Linked DNA regions of Homo sapiens: region 1 is linked to region 2. A link is a contact called in ENCODE Hi-C or POLR2A ChIA-PET data. All regions are on one chromosome and are shown on one strand. Each heading gives the region's core, a stretch centred on a gene start or an enhancer-like site at or near the end of the contact. The rest is flanking DNA. Distances are from core to core; before and after follow the strand shown. Region 1 has its middle 22 kb from the start of NEK2-DT. Region 2 holds the start of ATF3 (activating transcription factor 3).

Region 1 (5,763 bases), core at 2,625-5,124, 910 kb before region 2:
GACCTAACTTAAGGAGGCCTTGGAGCCTGTCAAGCATACAATGATTCAGGTCTGTACCGGGCTGTGGCACTGCCTTCACTCCCCTCCACCCTGGGCAGAGGCAGAGGGCAGGAGAATCTGGTGAGCTGAGGCCACATGTCCACCTGGTGTGGCTGGTGTGGTCCACACAGCTGGAATGATAAAAGCACCGCACTCATCCGTGCCAGGCCCGGTGCTACTCATGCTTCTCCTTCACTCTTCACCACATTCCCAGGACTGAAGCATTGGTTTATTCCCATTTTCCAAAAAAGGAAACTGAGGCTCATAGTGTTTAAGCCTCAAGCCTCAGGCCACCATGAATACTTCTCATCTGCAAAAGAGAACACCCAAATGTGCCCACCCACCCTACAGATTCTTGGAGGTCTGGCTCACTTATCTCCAAGAAAGCCCCCTCTGGACCATCCAGAAGCCACGAGATGGTAACAGTGCTTCCTCTGCAGGGGCTCTGATCGACCTTGGGTCTGCAAGGGGTAGCAGTCAGGGGTCACCTGAGCCTAGCTCAGTGGGTGTGCTCCTCACACTGCATGACCGCATGCTGTGGGTGGGCCTGTGCACATGTGTGTTTGTGCACACAGAGGAAACGAGTGTAGGCGGGGATCAAGGTCATTTTTACAAACAGAAAAGCTGCAGCATCTCCATAACTCAGCTTGTGGGCTAGACAGTCACCACAGAAAAAAGGAAGCCAGACCAAAACTGAACCACTGGACTACTGCAAGCCCGCCCCAGCAGGGAGCCAGTGCAGGACCCCTGTGAGAAATGGGAACTCTGTACTATCTTTATAGCTTTTCTATAAATCTAAAACTCTTCAAAAATAAAGCATTTATTAACAACAATGACAACAAAAGCATTGACTAAGCTCTGTGAACTGAGAATTTTGTTCTTTACCAAATGGGGATTTCTAACACATCTTTTCAAGTGGTTTGGCAGCATCTTGGAGCTTCCCATTGCTAACAGCGTGCTAATGACAACTGCCCTTAAAGGAGGCCTCCTGCAGAGCGCCCGCTGCCCCCGTGACCCTCCTCCAGCTGTCTGTGAGATAAGAGTAGTGATAACATAGCTGCTCTTGGAGGAGCATTGTGTGACGGCCAAGGCCCAGAGGCCCCGAAGAGGAGGCACTGTTACCATCTCTATTTTACAGATGAGGAAACCCAGGCTCTAGAGGGTGAGAAAATGCCAGAGCTGGACCTACAGTTCTGCCTGATTCCAAAGTTCAAATCTTAACCACTGCTAAAGAAATAAAGCGGTATATATACATATATACATATACACACACACACATACATACATACATACATATGTATATATATATATATACACACACATATACATGCATACATATATATATATATATATATATTTTTTTTTTAATTGAGACACGGTCTCACTCTGTTGCCCAGGCTGGAGTGCAATGGTGCAATCATAGTTCACTGCAGCCTCAAACTCCTATACTCAAGCAATCCTCCCACTTCAGCCTCCTGAATAATTGTGATCACAGGCACACACCACCATGCCCAGCTAACTTTTTATTTTATTTTATTTTTGTAGAGGCAGGCTCTCGTTATGTTGCCCAGGCTGGACTCAAACTCGTGAGCTCAAGCAATGCTTCTACCTTGGCCTCTCAGAGTGCTGGGATTACAGGTGTGAGCCACCATGCCTGGCCTCATATATTTTATAAATATGAAGGCTCTCTGTACCTCATCCCAAAGGGTGTGGTTTATTACCATCTCTCAGGATTTTACACACTCAGGAAACCCACATACTTCGAGTTCTAGGAACCAAACCCATAGGCCAGAATATGGCTGCCCTCCAAAAAGTACTGTGTGCAGTCTTTGTTGTGAAGTGCCTTCTCAGGGTGGCCCCAAGGTTTTCCCAGACTCTTCCATATTGGTGAGGTTCTGTGTGTCTCCAGGGCTGTCAGAGCCCTCATGCCTCAGCCATCCCTGTAAGGGCAGGAGGACAGGCACAGACAGGTAGACACTGACTCCCTTTCTACCTAGGTCACATGGCACATGGCAGGGCAGACAGGACCACATCCAGACCAGGGCTGTGGTCACCAGGGAAGTCCATTAAACCACTGCATTATGTGACATTCTCTAGAAGGCACCTGGGCAGGGAGGCCAGGGCAACTTAGGTTTAGGGCCAGGTTAACTGCCATGGCTTTTGGGGAGAGAAAGTGACCTAAAATATATAGATACAGGAATTTAATACAAATATGACAGCACACACTTGAATATGATTTGTAGGTTCTGACAACTCAGATGAACCTGGCTTTTCATGAAATCAGCGCTAACCAAAGCGGGCATGTATAGCAATGGGAGCCCTTTCCTTCATCCCAACCTAGATCATTCCCTAATCCCTTTTCTATCCCATCCCACTCAGAACTCAGCTCTCAAGAAGCTCAGTTTCATGATGACCTTGAATTTAATCTACCTTCCCTCGGTGCTTTAAGAGTATTTTTTCTACACTAGATTGATTTACAATGCCTTGTTTGTTTCTTTGTAAGCATTCTTGAGCCTTTCTCAGGCGTCTATGTCAAGGCTTTACCTAAACTAATTGTATTGGGCCACAGCTGTGCACAGGGTAACCAAGAATTCTGGTCTCCCTGGGACCATCCCAGGTTTCAAGTCTGGGCAAACCTCTCAGCCCCAAGAAAACCAAGAGGGTTGGTCAGCTTAGCTATGAAGCTCCTCTTCAGAAGCCTTTCCAGCTGGTCATAGCTAGAGCAGTATTGTCAGTAAGTGGTGTAGACCCTCACATGTGGTCCTTGGAGAGCAACAAGGTGTCCCCTGGGAGCTTATTAGACATGCAGACTCTCAGGCCCCACCCGGCCCTGCTCATCAGAATCTGCTCTTCAGCACAGTCCCTGGGGGCTCCTATGCTTGTCACAGTGGAGAACAGCTGTGCTGGTGGGGAGACTTCCTGCTGAGAAACACAGTGTGGATGACATCTGCTTTTGAGGCACACTTCCAGGGGAGTCCCCCATTTGAACTTAGCCCAAAGCTTTTGGGAAGCCAGTAAAGCACTAGACTAGACCAATTTGAAACCATCCTAACTGGGGCAGAGATCAGTGATAGTCTCCAACAAGGCTCAGGAGGGCTGCAGGCATGTAGGGCACCCAGCAGAGCCCCCACACAGGCCTTTTCTCTCTGAGAATGCAAGGGAAAGAGAGGAATGGCCTCATATCTGCTCTAATTATACATACATATATATATATGTGTGTGTGTGTATCTCTATATATACACATTATATTATATATATACATTATATTTTTTATATGTGTGTGTATATATATATATATATATATATATGAAATTTTTTTTTTTTGAGACAAGATCTCAGTGTTGCCTAGGCTGGAGTGCTGTGGAGCAATCACAGCTCACTGCAGCCTTGACCTCCAGGCTCAAGCAATCCTCCCACCTCAGCCTCTCCAGTAGCTGGGACTACAGGCACTCGTTGCTAGGCCTGGCTAATTCGCTTTTATTTTTAGTAGCGACGGGGTCTCACCATGTTGCCCAGACTGGTCTCAAGCTCCAGAGCTCAAGTGATCCTCCTGCCTCAGCCTCCCAGAGTGCTGGGATTACAGGCGTGAGCCACTGCCACGGGCCTCTAATTTGCATATAATGACAAATGATTCACAGGTGTTGGCACCTTAACTATTGTTAGCTAGAAGTTATTTTTGACACCTCATTTCTGATCTTAATACCCTGCAGTTCTCAACTTGGGTGTTTATCAGAAGCTCTATAGAGCTTGTTGTTGTTGTTTTAAAATGCCTGGGGCACACCTCATACTTCCTGATTCAGGGTCTGTGGTGAGGGTCCAGGTTTCTGTAATTTGGGGATGTCCCCGGGTGGTTCTGAGGGGCACCCAGGGACAAGGCCACCAGGAGAGGATCCTGCGCCGCGTTCAGCCCTGGCCTCTCGCTGCCATGCTGCCTGTAACCAGGTGGGGGCGCCCTCTCCCTCCTGGAGCTGAAGGGACAGCGCCGCCGCTCACCTACCTGGACCCGCACGCTCTTTTTTGCAGAGGGAGGGAGGTGTGGTTTATGAGTCTGGACTCCGGAGAACTCAAACCCTCGGGAGGCCTAGAGACTGCGCAGTGTCCGGATATAGAAATATTGACCCCGTTACTGAAACAGTAACAGCAGACTGCAGCTTTTCATGCACAGAGATGTTCCCGAAGGTGCCACGGGGCCTGTTGGCCCAGGCCTGGGAGTGCTTTCTCAGAGCCCTTCACTCTGCACTTCAGTTTCCGCCCCCCGCCCCCCGTCCCCCGCCCGCTATGACTTGACTTTGAGAAGAGCTCAGGTGAGGTGAAGGCTCAGTGCAGGACTGTGGGACTTTTTCTCATAAAGTGTCATGAAAGCTCCTCCTAGGAGCCTTTGTGGACACAGCCTCCCCTACGGTGCCCTTGGGGCTTTAGAGGTGAGCTTCCAGGGGCCGGGCGACCCGCACTCCCTTCCCTCTAGACCAGATGGAACTGAAGGCGCTGCGGCTGAGGAGCTGCCTGTGGAGCACAGAGCGGGGCACAGCGACAGAGAGGGCAGGCAGGGGGCCTGGCTCCAGCCCCGGCTTCCTAGGAAGTTGTGACCCTACGGCCCTCTCGGGACTCAGCTGTCCTTTCCATGTAGGATGGGTTGGTGCAGGTGATCTCCGCCTTGTGCTCTGGCTTCAGCAAGCCGTGATTCCCCGAGTGCTTTCATGTGGAGAAGGGTCCCTGTCCGCTAATGCCCCGGCAGAGAATACACGCAGGGCACATGCGTGCAAACAGACTTAGGACCCAGGTTCTGAGGAGTACGTTCCGGAAAGCTCATCTGCCCTTCTTCCCTGCTGGAGGCACAGGCCACTCCCACCCCAGCAATGGTCCCAACACTGGGGACTCTCACCCATCAATGTCCTTGATGTGCCAGGCACTGTGCAAACTCTTTGCACATGAATCTCACTCCACCCTTCCCACAACTCCATGAGGAAGTATCACTATCCCCATTTTGTTTTATCTTAGTTTTAGAAGACAATTTTTATGTCAGTTTAAGCTATCAAATGTACCAGGTCTGCTGAAATGTATAATTTTTGCCTTTTTCCCTGTTGGACTAAAATAGGGCCAATTGTGTCACCATTTGGCTTATAAAGTATCAAGCATTTTTCCATTAAGAATGAACAGATCACCGGGTGTGGTGGCTCATGACTGTAATCCCAGCACTTTGGGAGGCAGAGGTGGGCGGATCACAAGGTCAGGAGTTCGAGACCAGCCTGGCCAATATGGTGAAGCCCTGTCTCTACTAAAAATACAACAATTTGCCGGGCATGGTGGCGTGCACCAGTAGTCCCAGCTACTCGGGAGGCTGAGGCAGAAGAATTGCTTGAACCTGGAAGGCAGAGATTACAGTGAGCCCAGATCGCGCCACTGCACTTCAGCCTGGGTGACAGAGCAAGACCCTGTCTCAATAAGAAAAGAAAGAAAGAAGGAAGGAAGGAAGGAAGGAAGGAAGGAAGGAAGGAAGGAAGGAAAGAAGAAGAAGAAAAAAGAAAAGAAAAGAAAAAAAGAATGAACAGATCTCCCCAGCACTTTGGGAGGCCCAGGCAGGAGAATCGCTTGACCCCAGGAGTCCGAGACCAATCTGGGCAACATAGTGAGACCCTGTCTCTACAAAAAAAGTTTAAAATTAGCTGGATGGGGTAGCACATGCCTGTGGTCCCAGCTACTCAGGGGAGCTGAGGAAGGAGGATC
Region 2 (5,201 bases), core at 2,524-5,023:
TCCTGGAGATCGCTTGACTTCATCCACTATTTTCCACTGACAAGTGATACTGAATGAGTTCCTGGAGAGATTCAAGGGTACCTCAGAAAGCTTCTCTTGATTCATAATTAATTAATGATACCACTACTGAGGGCTGACTGGGTGCCACATCCTCAGAGAAATGTCACAACAATCTTATGCATTAGGTGCTATTGTTAGTGCCATTTTTCATTTGAGGAAATAACTTACTTAAGGTGACACAGCATCTAAGTGCTGAATCCAGAATCCAAGTGCCTTCCACACTTTGGTGCCTACTGTGTGATGCTGCCCCTGTTTCCTGACAATGCCAATTTTGGACACTATTAAACTAGCAATCCCCACATTCAAACTGACTTTGTAGAAAGAGTGAGCTTCGGAAACAGAATAAAGTATAAGAAAATGGACTCCACTCCCGTTCCAAAGCGAAGAAGTAGGTTGAGCCAGGCAGACAGAGCTGCTAGTACTCTGCCGCTTCTCTGGCAGATCTTATCTTGTGTTTCTAGCATTCTGGGCACGAATACAGTCTTAGGGTTTAGAGAACAGAGTAATGGGGCAGAGGAATGTGGGAAGGGACTGTGCACTGAACTAAGAAACTGCTAGAACCTTTAAATATCTCAAACTTTTTTGTTTTTTCTTTTGCGTTTGGCTCCCTGCAATGTTTTTCTGTTTAGATTTGGTTGCCACGAGTGGGCTGTTTTTAGTTGCCTAGTTCCTTCCCCTCCCCTTTTAATTTTTTCCCTTCCTTTTGCACATGTCCCAGCATGAAGTCTCCAACTCTTATCTCACTCAGCAAAACATACCAAGGCTGATCTGAATGTGGATTCCCCAGGCAATTCACCATCATAAAACCTCAGCAATCTTCAAGTCTCTGCTTAACCCTCTTTCATTGAGGATTAACCCCTGAAATCACCCTAGCCAGGGCTTCCTTCTAAGGCGAGACAGCCATTCTTTTGTTTGCATGGAGAAGAGTTTTGGTGTGGAAAGCTTTTCTGTCCCCTCCACTTCATGGCACTGCCTGTGTGTGTGCTGAGAGTGTGCACACTGGACATTGGTGGCATTAACTGAAGTCAGGGTAAAATAAGGATGCAAAGGACTCAGATGTTGATCACTCTCCTGTGGCAAAGACCTCAGGGGCTCTGCCTTGCTCTGTTCTTTTCCAGTCTCTCAATTCAGCAGGCATTTCACGGTTCTCCTGGGGGCTGAGGGGAGGGAGGCAGGCAGGAGTAGTTTTCGTTTTCCCTGGGTAAGAGTTTCATTCAAGTGGGAGTGGACTTAGTTCTCTGTCAAGATTCTTATCACTTTTCGGGTTTAGAATATCAGGATCAGACTTCCGTGAACAGCTGACAGCATTTCTATCCAACTTGGAGATTCCAAACTAAGAGTAATTAGAATGAAGCAAGATTGATAAAAAGAACTGGAGGCACAATGGTAATAAGAATAACCCGACCGGGGTGTTGGGGGCTTCTCCCCCCACCCCAATTATCCTTCCCTTGCATTGTTTTGTGGAGGACGGTCTGGCTGTTTGTTTACTTGACGCCCTAAGTTGAATTTCCCCTTAAGGACAGGAGCAGATCTCCACAGATCTGGCTTGGGTGTTTTAATGGAATCATAGTTCAACCTGTAAACTGGTCAAAATTTCTGTTTCACAGCAGAAAGAGTAAAAAGCTTCACGTGTTCTCCCTCCTCTCCTTGCTTCACTTTATAATGGTGCTATTTATTCCAGAACAATCTATAAGTAGATAAAATAGCTAAGTAGAGATAACAAATAACTTCATTCAAATGCAAACACTCCTCCACCTAATCCCGCCCGGTGTCCGCCGGGCTGCTCCGACACGCCCGGGGTTTACCTGCGCGCACTCCAGCGGGAGGGCGGGTTGTGGAGGTGTGCTGAGCGGCGCGCGGGGGTGAGGGCGTGGAAGCGGAGGGTGGGGCCCGGAGAGCCGTTACCAGGGCGAAAAGTAAAGCGAAAACACCCGCCCTGCACTTCCCGCGCGACGCCGCTGGAAATCGGTTCAGGTCCAGAGCAGGATCTCGGAGGATCCCGCGTGGAACTCCAGGGCTCCCGGGTCCGCCGGGGCGCAAAGACTTCCGAGGCCGCCCTCCGCGTGTTCCCAGGCCCGTGGAGAGGTGGGTGGTCTGAGTGAGGTCGGGCTTGGCGGCGAGGAACCCCGGTGGGGGGAACTGGGGACTTCAAGTGAGACCCAGGCTCCAGACACCTCTAGTTTCTACCCCAAATTACCAAACTGTGACCTTCGGCCGCCTCTCTCCCAGAGGCAGGTGGAAAGGAGCAGGTGTTTCTGCCCTTCACCGTGCCCCCACACCCTGCGGCCGCGCAGGTCTCCCTCCCAGGCAGGTGCGAAAGTCCCAGGCCACACTTGTGTCTACAAATAGTCATCCACGGGCAGTCAAGAAGGTTCCTTGGTTCTGCCGCTCTCTGAGCAGAAATTGTTGGGGTCGGGGAATAAGAACCAGGAAATCGTTTTTAAGGTTCAAACCCAGTTCTGCTGAGGTCTCAGCTCGAATCTCGGACCACGGGGCCCCGCCTTTCCCGCCACCCTGGCTTGAGGGCAGAGGGGATTTCTGCTGCGGGTTCCGCCTGTGGTCATTGCGTCCCCATTCCGGGCCGTCCGGTCCCAGTCCAATCGGCTCTGGGAGCAGAAGAACACGTGAAAGCTGAACATGGGTTTTCCCTAAATATTGCCTGAGAGCGGGGCGACCCCCAGGCCTGGGCAGGTTCGCGGACCCCAAAGCACCTTCTCTTTCCCCCTCCTCCTGGCCGCTGGCTTCCGCCCCCTCCTACCCTCCCACCGGGTTGCCTCTGATTCCTCCTGGACTCCGATCTTTTCACGCTCTTGTTGGTTTCACTGACATGTTCTTGTCAATTTCAAACGCTTTGTGATTGTAAAAAAAAAAAAATCGAACCGATACGGTCCTACCACTCGCCCTAGTTTCGGAGCCCGGAGCTGTCCTGCGTGTGCGTCCATGTGGAGTGTCCGGGGCTGCGGGCTCGGGCGCACGGTGCCAGCCGAGGGCTGCCCTCCGCTTTTGTGTTAACCGGCGGGCTTCTCGCGGTCCCCGCCGCAGAGGTCACACCCGGCGGGTAACGGCGTGGATACACCGAAGGGTGACTTTGGACACCTTCCCCACACCACAGACTAACGCTTCTGCCCCTACTCCGCCCCTGCTAGAGAAGTAGGAGGCCAGTGGGGGAGGGGGTATTTTCCTGAAGCTCCAGAAAATGACCACGCATTTTAGAGAAAGGTCGTGCCCGCTTCCCAGCCTCACCTAGTCTGGGCTGGGGCCGGGACCCGCCTCCCCACCTTCCCCGCCCCCCCCGCTCTTCAACCTAGCGGAGGGACAGATGCCAGCGCGGTGGAGTCATGCCGCTGGCTTGGGCACCATTGGTCATGCCTGGAACACGCAGCAGCGAGTACGCACATCTGGCGGCTATCCCGGGCGGCTCCGGTCCTGATATGGAGAGAGAGGGCGGGCTGGTGTGTGTCTCAGTGAGCGAGGCTGGGGGAACGCGCCTGGGCTGGCTCCTCCCCGAACTTGCATCACCAGTGCCCCCTCTCTCCACCCGCCTTCGGCCCCGCCTTGGCCCCTCCTCCACCCCCCTTCCTCCGCTCCGTTCGGCCGGTTCTCCCGGGAAGCTATTAATAGCATTACGTCAGCCTGGGACTGGCAACACGGAGTAAACGACCGCGCCGCCAGCCTGAGGGCTATAAAAGGGGTGATGCAACGCTCTCCAAGCCACAGTCGCACGCAGCCAGGCGCGCACTGCACAGCTCTCTTCTCTCGCCGCCGCCCGAGCGCACCCTTCAGCCCGCGCGCCGGCCGTGAGTCCTCGGTGCTCGCCCGCCGGCCAGACAAACAGCCCGCCCGACCCCGTCCCGACCCTGGCCGCCCCGAGCGGAGCCTGGAGGTGAGCGCTGGAAGCCGAGGGAGTGAGCGCGACGAGGGCTGCTCGCCTTCATTCCCTTCGCGCCCCTCTAAGTAACCAGTCCGCCGACCCCTGACCCACCCCGGATCCGCGCCCCCAGCCTCCGGCTTGGAAATAACTCTGGCTTAAACTTCTTCTAAGCCACCGCTGCTCCTCGGCGCTTCGAAAAGTTTCCCGCAAAGCGAAAGAACTAACTTTCTCTTTTGACTTGGGGCGCGAAAGGTTCCTGGTGACGGAGGTCGGGCGTCCACTCTGCCGCCAGCCTCGAGCGCCGCTTCTCTCCGCCGACGGCGCTGGCTTGCCCGGCTGGGAGAGGGCGTAAGGTGGGTGGGCGGGTGCGTTGGGGTGTCCGAGGCTGCCTCGCTCGCCGTCCCGCTCCATCCCTCGCTTCGAGACACGGCACTGTGGGAGCCGATCCTTCCCGGGTGGGGGGGGGGGGGCGCAGAGAGGCACGAAGGCCGGAGGCTTGCGGGAGGGCTGCCCCACGCGCCGAGAGGAATGAATGGGGAAGGGGCGAGAGGGCGGGAGGCGTCCCGGGCGCGGCCGCTGGGGGTCGCCCTGGGTACCCCGCAGCACTGGCGGCAGGACCGTGAAGGCAACCCCGAGAAAAAGTTAGCTGGGATAAGCTTGGAAGTGGCGAGCGCTGGTGTCGCGCTGTCCCGGGGCGGAAGACGGGGAGGGCTCCCGGCAACGGCTGGTGTCCGGACCCCGAGCCCGGGACTCCCACACACCTGGGACTCTCACTCTGGCTTTTCCTTCGGCGGGTCCGCGGGAGACCCACCGTGGCGGGGAAGCGAGGGTGTGGAGCCACTTGTGCAGATATTTGAGAGAATGGCTTTGTGGTCTAGTGCCAGGACTCTGAGCGCTTACACTGCAATCGATGTCGTTGGGCCTCAGTATGCGGAGCCGGGAAATAAGGGCACATGGGCAGTACCGGCCCCCTCTGCGTGTTGGAGGGCACAATGCAGTGGTTGGACCAGATAACTACTAAGGTCCTTTCTGTCTGGAGATTTTCAGATTTTGGAGTGGTGTAGTGGGGAGAAAAGGAGCCAGTGAGGGGACTTGAATGGGGTGGGTCTCTATCTAATGTCATTCACCAGTGTCCAGACAGTGGGGGAAAGGGGACTTTTCTGCAGGGCATCTTTTCCCTCACCAGCTTTCTTTCCACTGGATTCGTTCTCCTTCTCTGCTCCCCCCACTCCCATTTTCATTTCTCATCTACTTCCTTTCCTCCTAAACA

What was found. A loop is a pair of places that touch in the nucleus more often than their neighbours do. ChIA-PET counts read pairs that join two places held with the same protein, here RNA polymerase II (POLR2A). Pooled maps may share reads with other maps.
Region 1: a map with no recorded cell type shows a loop between it and region 2 (8-fold over the local background). The contact joins the enhancer-like site here to the promoter of ATF3 in region 2. A Hi-C loop is called at or near these places in 2 of 37 single-sample maps with no recorded cell type and 3 of 50 pooled maps. POLR2A ChIA-PET finds 5 or more read pairs at or near these places in 2 of 52 experiments (GM12878 and endothelial cell of umbilical vein).

Annotation. Positions count from the first base shown.
Region 1 is chr1:211,694,681-211,700,443 of GRCh38, forward strand. No RefSeq gene overlaps it. Among named protein-coding and RNA genes, the nearest start is that of NEK2-DT, 22 kb to the left of the region's middle. RefSeq lists an enhancer at 579-1,078 and a silencer at 4,286-4,345. Within about 2 kb of position 3,875, at least 3 of the 41 ENCODE cell types and tissues checked have a DNase peak (open chromatin) inside an H3K27ac peak, as active enhancers do.
Region 2 is chr1:212,604,988-212,610,188 of GRCh38, forward strand. It overlaps ATF3 (activating transcription factor 3), which reads left to right and starts at 3,774. Exons shown (of 4, transcript NM_001674.4): 1 at 3,774-3,943. RefSeq lists silencers at 1,866-2,045, 3,436-3,645, 4,266-4,405, 4,416-4,595 and enhancers at 2,442-3,399, 3,400-4,357, 4,096-4,155.